Linked DNA regions of Homo sapiens: region 2 is linked to region 1. Evidence: chromatin contacts called from ENCODE Hi-C data. All regions are on one chromosome and are shown on one strand. Each heading gives the region's core, a stretch centred on a gene start or an enhancer-like site at or near the end of the contact. The rest is flanking DNA. Distances are from core to core; before and after follow the strand shown. Region 1 holds the start of DHRSX (dehydrogenase/reductase X-linked). Region 2 holds the start of IL3RA (interleukin 3 receptor subunit alpha).

Region 1 (6,079 bases), core at 2,248-4,747:
CAAGAATTAACTTTCCCTTTACAGGTTAAAAAAAAAATAGTTTGAAAAGTAGGACTTCTATAAATAGCTTTGTAAGTGGGCCAGTTGGCATATTTTTTGTAAATACTCACTCCTGTGGTACAGCATTTACGAATCCATTTTGCATCCCAGAAAGTGAAGGAATATTCTGTGGCCTATTATTTACAATAGAACTTTTAAGAAAAATTCTGTGGCAGTATTGGAACTGGACTTGACTACAGGTACCATCAATTTTCTCTCCTTTGCAAAACTCATTGATGTATCAGAGAAAATGTAATTTCTAAACAGATCACCCTGTTATTAATACCGGTGGGTAGAGACTTTCTTTACTCAATATGATCATTTTCAACAGATTTCAGGCCATATCAATGTTCAAGTTTTGATGCCATATTAGGATATTAAATGCACTGATTAAATCATCTATTTTAAAATCCAACCAACAGATACAACTTACTGAATGGGCCGCATGGATATAGTCTTAAGAACACAGAGACAGACCCTCTTATGGGAATTCTCAATTTGCTTCTAAACCCCCTCTGTAAAGGCATGACCAACATCTATGATTAATTTGTAATTATCTTGTTTTTCCATGATGAACTGTAAGAAGACACCATTTAGGAGTGGATTCCAGCCACAATTTCTTCCTTCTCATACCATGTAAGTCAACTCATGTGGAAGGTGTAACCCAGGCATTTCCTTTGTACGATACCTAAGAAGAACACGCTCCATTTGGAAGTTCTAAGAAAAAACTGCCCTTGCTTCCAATCTGCAGTGGGGAAATTGGCCCTCTTGGTTATTCAAACAGCTTAGCTCAAATGCCCTGGACAAAGTTCAATGTTTCCTCACCAACAGCGAAGGCCTACCAGAGAGAAGCAAATAAAAAATGCCGTTTAGGAAGCTGGCCACCAGCAGACCAAGGACAACAGCATTCCTCCACTGGTATCGAAAATTATTTTTAATCCATACATAGGAAGGGGCTCGATGAGGGCAAGCCACTTAAGTTAATCTTTAGAGAAGGCCATTCTGTTTCGATACACACCCGGGTACAGATTCCCTTGGCAGACACGTGACTTCACCAGAAGCTCGTCCTCTTTAACAACCTTCTGTTGTTGTTTAATCAGTAAATGGGAAAAAAAAAAAAAAAAAAGATTCCAGCCCTTTTTCTAATGCACAAAGAGCAAGTTTTTCAAAGGCCAGCATTTTGGTGAGCTGCTGCAGGAACCCCGGCCTCTTCTGCCAGGGCCCACACAGGCCCTTAAGGAGGTTTAAGGGGACCTTTCTGTAAGCAAAACTGCCCGGATAAACATAATCTTCTGCGAGACTCCACACAATTGTTCAGCAGCTGTAAACCGTTCACCTTGCAACTGATTACTTACTTCAAACAAACATGCTCTCCTGCCCTCCGAAAGCCTGACTACAGTTCCCTTTACTCTCCTTCTTCTATGCATTTGTAATTATGCTAAGTGGGTTTAAAAAAAAATACTGAAGGCCAGTTTGGCAGAAAAAGAAAAGCTTAGCTCACAGAAAACTCAAAGCTCTTTTTCTCTGGCTAGAGGCGGGAGAGAGAGGCTCATTTTAAAACATCCACTCCAGGCACGCTTCTCAAAGGGTGGCGCTGGGACCCCTGGGATTCCTTCAGTGGGTGCAGAGTGGAAGTCAAAAGTCATTTCACAATAAGGCACCCAAGCGCTTCGCCTGGCTGACTCCCAGTCTCCCAGAGGCGTGCAGTAGTGTCTTCCAGAGGCCTCCTGACATGCCATGAAACTGTCTACAGAGGCAGAAATAACAGCTCTCTTCTTAGGCTGGACATTTAAGACATTCAGGGCAACGTACACCCCCACCCCCACCACACTGACCCTCTGAACGCTCTGTTTTGGAAAACTGTTATTTTTGAAACAAAGTATCATTTAACCTAACATGGAATTAACATTCCCTTTATTCCAGTTCACAAATAATTGTTTACAGGTTTCTAGGTTTAAATTGAGAATATGGGCTGGGCACAGTGGCGCTCTGTCTGTAATCCCAGCAGTTTGGGAGGCCCAGACTGGAGGATTGCTGCAGGCCAGGGGTTCAAGACCAGCCTGGGCAACATGGTGAGATGCCATCTCTACAAAAAATTTAAAACATTAGCCAGGCGTGGTGGCTCACGCCTGTAAACCCAGCACTTTGGGGGACCCAGGTAGGAGGATTGCTTCGGCCCATGAGTTTCAGACCAGCCTGGGCAACGTAGCAAGACCCTATTGCTACACAAAAAAATTAAAACATTAGACAGGTGTGGTGGCTCACACCTGTAATCCCAACAGTTTGGGAGGCAAAGGAAGGAAGATCGCTTGAGCCCAGGAGTTCGAGACCAGCCTGAGCAACATAGCAAGACCCCGTCTACAAAACTTTAAAACATTAGTCGGATGCAGTAGCTGGTGCCTGTAATGCCAGCACTTTGGGAGGCTGAGGCAGGAGGACTGCTTGAGCCCAGGAGTTCGAGAGTAGCCTCGGCAACAGAGCAAGACTTCATCTCTACTTCCTATTACAAAAAATAATAATAATAATAAATTCTGAACCTGCAAATCTAGGAACAGAAGTTATCTGCATACACAAAACACAGTGGCGGTCATCACTGATGAGTTCAGACAGTGAACGAGTCCTGCAAAGTTGGAGATCTGTGACTCAGAGATGTTTACAAAGGCCAAGGAAACAAAGTTGCCACTTAACGGGCCTGCCCTCCCCACCAGACCTCCGTGGCTCCCCAGTGCCCGAGAAGCCGCCTCTGGGCCCCCTCTGGAGACGTCCTCCGGAGAAGGGCCCATCCTCACTTACCCTGGGGTGGGTAGGGGTCGAGGTCCCTGGGACGCCCGCTCCTCCCCTCCGGGGCCTGGCGGGGGCGCGCGGTCACTGGCCGACCGCAGGCGGCAGGCAGAGCCGCCTGATGTCTTGGGCGCGGGGCGTGCGAGCCCCCGGGTCCCCGGCCATGGCCCGGAGGTGTCAGGGTGCGCGGGGGGGCGGCTGCACGGGGGCTGCTTGGTTGGAGCCCGACCCGGGACAGGCGGGGAGGCCACACGCGCGGGGAGGGAAGGGTCGGGCCGGGTCGGGCCGGGCCAGGCGCGCAGAAGAGCCGGCGGGGACGGAAAGCGCGGGGCGGGGAGGTCCCAGCGCGCACGCCGCCCCCCCCCCACCCCCGGCCACACCTCGACCCCCGCCCAGCCCCACTTCCGGGAGCGCCACCGCCTCGCCAAGGTCACGCGGAGCCCCCGCGCCCCCGCCCCCGAGCCAGCCCGCGCCCACCCGGGTCCCCGGAGCCCTGACCCCTGCCCCGCCCCGCTGACCTGGCTCCAGGAAGCCCCCGCGGCAGCGCCGCAGCAGCTGCGCCAGGATCACCGCGGCGCCTACCGCGTAGACCCGCAGGGCCGCCCGCGCCGCAGACAATGGCGACATGGCTGCCCCGGCCGCGCCGCCGCCGCTTCCGCGCCGCCCGCGGGACTCTGCGCCCGCCCGCCCGGACGGACGGCGGAAACGCGCGCGCCCCGGACCGCCCCCTGCCCGCCCCGAACCGCCCCGGCCTGCGGGGAACCCCCAACCCCAGACCCCGCCCGGGCCCTCTGGGATCCCGCACCGCCTGCAGGACTGGGGACCCCGAGCGGACAACCGACCCCAGCCAGGACACCCCCCCCAGGACCACAGACTCCAGCCAGGAACCCCCCCCTGCAAGGACCATAGACTTCAGCCAGGACCCCCCCCCCCAGGACCACAGACCCCAGCCAGGACGCCCCCAGGACCACTGACCCCAGTCAGGACCCCCCCTTCAGGACCACAGACCCCAGCAGGGACCCCCCACACACACCCCCAGCCAGGACCACAGACCCCAGCCAGGAATCCCCCCCAGGACCACAGACCCCAGCAGGGACCCTCCACACCTCCTCCAGGACCACAGACCCCAGCAGGGACCCTTCCCCCTCCCGGCAGGACTGCAGACCCCAGCAGGGATCCCCACCACCACAAGACCAACAGCCCCAGCCAGGACGCCCCCAGGACTACAGACCCCAGCCAGCACCCAAGTCAGATCCATAGACTCCTCCCAAGAACACCCCCCAGGACCCCAGACCCCTGCTGGGACCCCCAAGACCACAGGCCCCCCCACTGGGGCACGCCCAGACACCCCACCAAGAACCCCACCAGGACTACAGACCTCCACCAGGACTCCCCAGTACCACAGATCCTCCCAGGGCCCCCCAGGACCACAGACCTCCACTGGGACCCCCACCACCAGGACCCCTCTCCAGGATCACAGACCCCTACTGGGGCCCCCTTCTAGGACCTCCACCTCCATCACAACCACCCCCCGGACCACAGGCCCCAGCCAGCACCCCACAAGACCACAGACCCCTGCCAGGACGCCCCCCAGGACTACAGACCCCAGCTGGACTGCCTCTCCAAGACCCCACACTCCAGCCAAGACCATGGAACCCCATTCAAGCCCCAGCCAGGACCCCCACCATGGGATCACAGATCCCCTACCCAGACCCTGCAGGGGACCAGGACCACCACGGGAACCACCCTCCCCATCTTAGCCAGAATCATGTAACCCCACGCAGACCTCAGCAGGGACCACAAGGACTTGGACCCCATAGGGAACCCCAGACAACCACCCAGAGCCATGCCAGGATTATGGACCAGGACTCCCACAGAGGACTCTGAACAGCTGTAAGGACCATGGACCCCACACCCTAATTCGTACTGACACCACAGAACCTGCCCCAAGCACGGACCCCACACCCCAGTTCCTGCTGACACCACAGAACCTGCCCCAAGCACGGACCCCACACCCCAGTTCCTACTGAGACCACAGACCCCACCCCAATTCCTGCCAGGCCACAGACACCACCCACCAAACCTACCCCTCCACTTCCCTGCCCCCAACAACCCTGCAGGGATCACAGACCCCCTTCCCGGCCCCTGCAGAGAACTCCAGACTACTTCAGGGACCACGAGCCCCCTCCCCACCCTGATCCCTACTGGGACAGCAGACCCCTACTCAGACCTTGGTTGGGAACCCCAGACAACCACAGAGTTACCTGGGCTCCCTCAGGGAACCCCAGACCAGCACAGAACCCCCACCCAGACCCTTACCAGGGCCAAGGCTGAAATCCCACATGGACCCCCCAGCAGACTCCTACTGGAATTCTTCATGGAACCCCCCACCCAGACACTCAGACCTTCACCCCACCACAACCCTCCCAGTCCCACACCTGGTCCCCCAGGGGACCCCAGACCTGGCATCCGGGACTCCACACAGATCCTAACACCCGCTGTGTTTGGGAGACAGGAGCCTGGGAGAGCTGGGGTGACACCATTTTAATCATCAACTCCATCTTAAAAACCAGGAAGACACATTCCTTGCCGGTCACGGCCCATGGTCATAAGATGTTTACGGCTGAAGAAATGACTTAATAATGCCTCCAAGGACAAACACAGACGACAGCGGAATGTCTGGATGTCGCCATATCGCGTAACCACATATGCTGTTAAAGATAATTACAGTCATGCATGGACGTGCTTGGGCGCGAAAATGCAAAGGATGGCTCTCTCTAAATCAACTAAGGAATAAATGTCACGCCGTCAGACATAACCTAGCTTTTACATAGATAAGACAGACCCCTATAGAAGGAAGCTTTAAAACAAACACAAGGTGTTACACCTCTATGACAAAACAGTTTCTTTTTTTTTCTTTCTTTCTTTTTCTTTTTTTTTTTTTTTGAGACAGAGTCTGGCTCTGTGGCCTAGGCTGGAGTGCAGTGGCGCAACCTCAGCTCACTGCAACCTCCACCTCCCAGATTCAAGAGAGTCTCCTCTCTCAGCCTCCCTGGTAGCTGGGATTACAGGCATGCACCAGCACACCCAAATAATTTTCGTATTTTTAATAGAGATGGGATTTCACCATGTTGGCCTGGCTGGTCTCAAACTCCTGACCTCAGGTAATCTGCCCACCTCGGCCGCCCAAAGTGCTGGGATTACAGGTATGAGCCACCACACCCAGCATGTAATGGAATAGTTTCTAATAAACTAAAAC
Region 2 (6,659 bases), core at 428-2,927, 1.2 Mb before region 1:
TTTTTGTTTGTTTGTTTTCTGTTGAGACAGAGTTTGCTCTTGTCACCAGGCTGGAGTGCAGTGGTGTGATCTCGGCTCACTGTGACCTCCGCCTGCCGGGTTTAAGTGATTCTCCTGCCTCAGCCTTGGGAGAAGCTGGGATTACAGGCACCTGCCACCACGCCTGGCTAATTTTTAAATTTTTACTAGAGACGGGGTTTCACCATGTTGTCCAGGCTGATCTTGAACTCCTGCCCTCAGGTGATCTACCCGCCTCAGCCTCCCAAAGTGCTGGGATGACAGGTGCGAGCCACCGCGCCTGACCACTAAGATTTTTTTTTTTTTTTTTGAGACGGAGTCTCGTTCTATTTCCCAGGCTGGAGTGCAGTGGCGCCATCCTGGCTCACTGTAACCTCCGCCTCCCAGGTTCAAATGATTCTCCTGCCTCAGCCTCCGGAGAAGCTGGGATTATAGGCACCCACCACCACGCCTGGCTAACTTTTTTCTTTTTACTAGAGACGGGGTTTCACCATGTTGGTCAGAATGGTCTCGAACTCCTGACCTCAGGGTGATCCACCCTCCTCGGCCTCCCAAAGTGCTGGGATGACAGGTGTGAACCACCGCACCTGACCACTAAGATATCTTTTTTTTTTTTTTTTTGAGACGGAGTCTTGCTCTATCACCCAGGCTGGAGGGCACTGGCGCCATCCTGGCTCACTGTAACCTCTCTCCCAGGTTCAAACTATTCTCCTGCCTCAGCCTCCAGAGAAGCTGGGATTACAGGCACCTGCCACCACGCCTGGCTAATTTTTAAATTTTTACTAGAGACGGGCTTCCACCATGTTGGCCAGATGGTCTCAAACTCCTGACCTCAGGTGATCCGCCCTCATCGGCCTCCCAAAGTGCTGGGATGACAGGTGTGAGCCACCACCCCTGACCACTAAGATATCTTTTTTTTTTTTTTGAGACCGAGTCTTGCTCTGTCGCCCAGGCTGGAGTGCAGTGGCGCGATCTCGGTTCACTGTAACCTCCTCCGCCTCCCAGGTTCAAGCGATTCTCCTGTCTCAGCCTCCCGAGTAGCTGGGATTACAGGTGCTCACCACCACGCTGGGCTAATTTTTGTATTTTTAATAGAGACGGGGTTTCACCATGTTGGCCAGGCTGGTCTCAATCTCTTGACCTCAAGTGATCTGCCCGCCTCGGCCTCCCAAAGTGCTGGGATGACAGGCGTGAGCCACCGCACCCGGCCACTAACATATCTTTAATAAGATCTGTCATCTGAGACCGGGGGCCACCTCCCTGTCTGGGTGCTGTTTCCCACGAGACAGGGAGGAAACACAGGCAGGAGCCCCTGGACACCAGCGTTCACGCCTCCAAGGCTGAATTTACTATGTCAGGAAGTTGCCCAACCCTGCCTGTATAGCCAGCAAGAATTCTAATTATAGCAAACAGAAACACTTGCAGAAAAAAAAAAAAATGAGAACGGGAACATGATAATTTTCAAAGAAAGAGTCTTTCTTTCAAGGAAAGTCAGGTTCATGGTTACGAAGCTGCTGACCCCAGGATCCCAGCCCGTGGGAGAGAAGGGGGTCTCTGACAGCCCCCACCCCTCCCCACTGCCAGATCCTTATTGGGTCTGAGTTTCAGGGGTGGGGCCCCAGCTGGAGGTTATAAAACAGCTCAATCGGGGAGTACAACCTTCGGTTTCTCTTCGGGGAAAGCTGCTTTCAGCGCACACGGGAAGATATCAGAAACATCCTAGGATCAGGACACCCCAGATCTTCTCAACTGGAACCACGAAGGCTGTTTCTTCCACACAGTACTTTGATCTCCATTTAAGGTAAGGTCCCCCCTCCAGGGTGGGATGAGGGAAAAAGAGGGCAGGCAGGGGAGGCGGTGGACTGTGGGTTCCCAAATCCAAGCTGGCAGACACGGGGCATTGGCATGTAACAGGTTTCTGCTGAGACCTGCTGTCCGTGTGGGCACCACACCACACATAGAATGACCCGGTACCAGAGAAGTATGTTTGCGATCTCATTCACCCTTTTGTAAGTGGATCGGACGCTGAAGCCATCATAGCATGTTAGATGCCTTGGGTTTATAAAGGTGATAGCATTAGGAGTAATTTGACAGTGCTTTCTGCTTTTTCTGTGTGCTTGCTAGAAAATGTACACACCTACACATGGCTAGAGTTCTCTGTTTATTAGAAAGCGCTGGTTCAGTTAGTCAATGAGCTCACGCCCAGGGCGAGCTGACTGCCAGCCGGGGAGCCGCTTTTGGGGCTGGGACCCCAGCCTGCTTGTAGTGTTTCTCAGTGGTTTTCAAAGGCTGGCGGGACTCAGAATGTTCCAGATGGCTGGTGAAACCTCAGGTCCCTCCTAGCAGCTTTATTCACAGTAGCCAAGAGGTGGAGACAGCCCTCGTACCCATCTATAGATGAATGGAAAAATATAATGTCCATCCACACAGTGGAATATTACGCAGCCATGAAAAGGAACAAGCAGCTTTATTCACAATAGCCAAGAGGTGGAGACAGCCCTCATACCCATCTATAGACGAATGGATAAATATAATGTGGTCCAGCCACACGGTGGAATATTACACAGCCATGAAAAGGAACAAGCAGCTTTATTCACAATAGCCAAGAGGTGGAGACAGCCCTCATACCCATCTATAGACGAATGGATAAATATAATGTGGTCCAGCCACACAGTGGAATATTACACAGCCATGAAAAGGAACAAGCAGCTTTATTCACAATAGCCAAGAGGTGGAGACAGCCCTCATACCCATCTATAGATGAATGGAGAAATATAATGTGGTCCAGCCACACAGTGGAATATTATACAGCCATGAAAAGGAACAAGCAGCTTTATTCACAATAGCCAAGAGGTGGAGACAGCCCTCGTACCCATCTATAGATGAATGGAGAAATATAATGTGGTCCAGACACACAGTGGAATATTATACAGCCATGAAAAGGAACAAGCAGCTTTATTCACAATAGCCAAGAGGTGGAGACAGCCCTCATACCCCCATCTATAGATGAAGGGAGAAATATAATGTCCATCCACACAGTGGAATATTACACAGCCATGAAAAGGAACAAGCAGCTTTATTCACAATAGCCAAGAGGTGGAGACAGCCCTCATACCCATCTATAGATGAATGGAAAAATATAATGTCCATCCACACAGTGGAATATTACACAGCCATGAAAAGGAACAAGCAGCTTTATTCACAATAGCCAAGAGGTGGAGACAGCCCTCATACCCCATCTATAGATGAATGGAGAAATATAATGTGGTCCAGCCACACGGTGGAATATTACACAGCCATGAAAAGGAATAAGCAGCTTTATTCACACTAGCCAAGAGGTGGAGAGAGTCCTCATACCCATCTATAGATGAATGGAGAAATATAATGTGGTCCAGCCACACGGTGGAATATTACACAGCCATGAAAAGGAACGAGGCTCTGCCACAGGTGGCAATGTGGGTGAATGCTGAGGACATCATGCTTCCTGAGAGAGGCCAGATACAAAAAGATACATAGTGTCTGTATGATTCCATTTATTCCCTATGTCCAGATACAGGCAAATCCACAGAGACAGAAAGTGGATGAGTGGTTGCCACAGGCTGGGGAAGAGGAAGGACGGGTCTTTAATGGGTCTGGAGTCTCCTTTTGGGGTCGTGACAATGTTCTAGAAGATAGAAGTGGTGGTTTTTTTTGAGACAGAGTCTCGCTCTGTCGCCCAGGCTGGAGTGCAGTGGCGCGATCTCAGCTCACTGCAACCTCCACCTCCCGGGTTCAAGCAATTCTCCTGCCTCAGCCTCCTGAGTAGCTGGGACTACAGGCACCCGCAACTACGCCTGGCTAATTTTTGTATGTTTAGTAGAGACTTTGTATGTTTAGTAGAGTAGTAGAGATTTTGTATGTTTAGTATGTTTTGTATGTTGGTCAGGCTGGTCTCGAACTCCTGACCTCAAGCAATCCACCCCCCTCAGCCTCCCAAAGTGCTGGGATTATAGGCGTGAGCCACCGCGCCTGGCCAATGAAAATATTAATCAATAAATGTTAAGAGCACAGATTTCCCAACGTTCTGACTCAGGCATCTTCCTGGACCACAGCCCCTACAGGCAAGTGTGACTGTGTGTGGTGAGCCCATGAGCTGAACACAGGCTCTGTCCGAAAGGAGACTCTAGAGATTGCCTGTTGCCTTGGAGGTGGGCTGCGGTCCCTCTGCCCAGGCAGGAAGGGGCTCCGAGGCCTCTGGAACCTCATTTTACCTTTTCCCTGCTGCCCTCAGTCCCGTCCCCAGCCTCAAGGGGCTCAGCTTTTTCCAGGCTCACCCCTTCCATTTATAATTTGGAGACAAGCAAGGTCCACTGACGCTAACGCCATTTGGTTCTTTAAAAGATGTTAGGCCGGGCGCGGTGGCTCACGCCTGTCATCCCAGCACTTTGGGAGGCCAAGGCGGGTGGATCATGAGGTCAGGAGTTCGAGACCAGCCTGACCAACATGGTGAAACACCATCTCTACTAAAAATAGAAAAATTAGCTGGGTGTGGTGGCGGACACCGGTAATCCCATCTACTGGGGAGGCTGAGGCAGGAGAATCGCTTGAACGTGGGAGGTGGAGGTTGCAGTGAACCAAGATCGCGCCACTGCACTCCGGCCTGGACAACAAGAGTGAGACTCCATCTCAGAAAAAACAAAACAAAACAAAACAAAAAACCAGAAAAGACAGCTGCCACCCCAGAGCACAGTGTAGGAGAGCCAGCCTTTCTGGGATGCGGCAGAAAGTTCCAGTGCAGGAGGCTGAGGTCCTGTACCCCCTTGTTACGGTAACTGCAGCCACTTAGGAATTTCCGTGTGTTGATTTCATCATTGTAATTATACTTCCTTCCACTGCTTTGTCATCTGAGCTTCCTGGTGTGCCGCAGAGGATGTGTTTTCCTGGTTTGTGGATACAGCTCGAGCCAAGAACGGGCTAAACCCCCAGGGCAGCAACTCTTTCTTTTCTTTTCTTTTTTTTTTTTTTTTTTGAGACGGAGTCTCGCTCTGTCGTCCAGGCTGGAGTGCAGTGGCGCCATCTCGGCTCACTGCAAGCTCCACCTCCCGGGTTCAACTGATTGTCCTGCCTCAGCCTCCCGAGTAGCTGGGATTATAGGCACACTCCACCACGCCTGGCTAATTTTTGTATTTTTAGTAGAGACGGGGTTTCACCATGTTAGCCAGGCTGGTCTTGAACTCCTGACCTCGGGCAATCTGCCCACCTCTGCTTCCCAAAGTGCTGGGATTACTGGCATGAGCCACTGCACCCAGCCGGCAGGGCTTCTTTCAAAAGGGAACGGCTGACACACACACAGATGCATGCACATACATGCACACATACACACTGATGCAAACACATTTGTACACATACATTCACACATGCATGCACATAAATATGCACTTCTAGGCACATGCATGCACACATACAGACTCATGCATGTATATTTGTGTATGCACATATATTTATGCACATGTGTGTACACGTGGAATGCATGCACAGATACATATGCATTCAAACACAAAGACTGTGTGTACCTGCATGCATGAAAACACACAAACACAGCCGGGCACGGTGGCTCACACCTGTAATCTCAGCACTTGGCGAGGAAAAGGCGGGCGGATCACCTGAGGCAGGAGTCCGAGACCAGCCTGGCCAACATGGTCAAATCTCTACTAAAAAATACAAAAAGTGGGCTGGACGCGGTGGCTGACGCCTGTCATCCCAGCACTTTGGGAGGCTGAGGTGGGTGGATCACCTGAGGTCAGGAGTTCGAGACCAGCCTGGCCAACACGGTGAAACCCCGTCTCTGCTAAAAATACAAAAATTAGCCGGACATGGTGGTGGGTGCCTATAATCCCAGCTACTCGGGAGGCTGAGGCAGGACAATCGGTTGAACCTGGGAGGCGGAGGTTGCAGTGAGCCCAGATCACGCCATTGCACTCCAGCCTGGGCAACAAGAGCAAAACTCTGTCACAAAAAATAAATAAATAAATAAATAATACAAAAATTAGCCAGGCATGGTGGCGAGTGCCTGTAATCCCAGCTACTCAGGAGGCTGAGGCAGGAGAGTCGCTTGAACCTGGGAGGCAGAGGTTGCAATGAGCCGAGATCATGCCACTGCACTCCAGCCTGGACGACAAGGGCGAGTCTCCATCAGGAAAAAAAAAAAAAGAAAACACACAAACACTTATGTGTGCACACAGATACACACGGGCACAAAAATGTACACACGTGCAAGCACACACACACACAGACACATGTACACAGTACCCGTGTGTGCACAGGCATGCATGCAGTCCTGCAAATGTGCAAACAGACATGGCTACATAGAGGCATGCACACATATAGACCCATGTACACACACACGAATATTCGTGCACACATGTAGAAGCACACTCTGATGTGCATGCATGTGCAAAGGCGCATTTGCACACAGACACATATGCACACTCACCACCGCTTTCCCTCCAGAAGCAGCTCCTTCTGCTGTGAGCACCAGGCTCTGGAAGGGGCAAGCATCCTTCATTACCCGCAACCCAGTTTCACAGCCAGTCCCCGCTGCCTGACTCTCGTTTCTCCTGCAGCAGGCACCTCTGTCCTGCGTTCCGGAGCTGCGTTCCCGA

Evidence for each region. A loop is a pair of places that touch in the nucleus more often than their neighbours do. Pooled maps may share reads with other maps.
Region 2: a loop to region 1 is called in a map with no recorded cell type, with 3 times the contacts of the local background. The contact joins the promoter of IL3RA here to the promoter of DHRSX in region 1. A Hi-C loop is called at or near these places in 8 of 37 single-sample maps with no recorded cell type and 6 of 50 pooled maps.

The regions. Positions count from the first base shown.
Region 1 is chrX:2,497,479-2,503,557 of GRCh38, forward strand. DHRSX (dehydrogenase/reductase X-linked) reads right to left here and starts at 3,498. Exons shown (of 7, transcript NM_145177.3): 1 at 3,339-3,498. The coding sequence starts at 3,447. It overlaps ZBED1 (zinc finger BED-type containing 1), which reads right to left and starts at 3,498. Exons shown (of 2, transcript NM_001171136.2): 1 at 3,339-3,498.
Region 2 is chrX:1,335,108-1,341,766 of GRCh38, forward strand. It overlaps IL3RA (interleukin 3 receptor subunit alpha), which reads left to right and starts at 1,678. Exons shown (of 12, transcript NM_002183.4): 1 at 1,678-1,819; 2 at 6,621-6,659. The coding sequence starts at 6,659. It overlaps LOC101928032 (a long non-coding RNA gene), which reads right to left. Exons shown (of 8, transcript XR_007068376.1): 7 at 6,491-6,659; 8 at 2,167-2,409.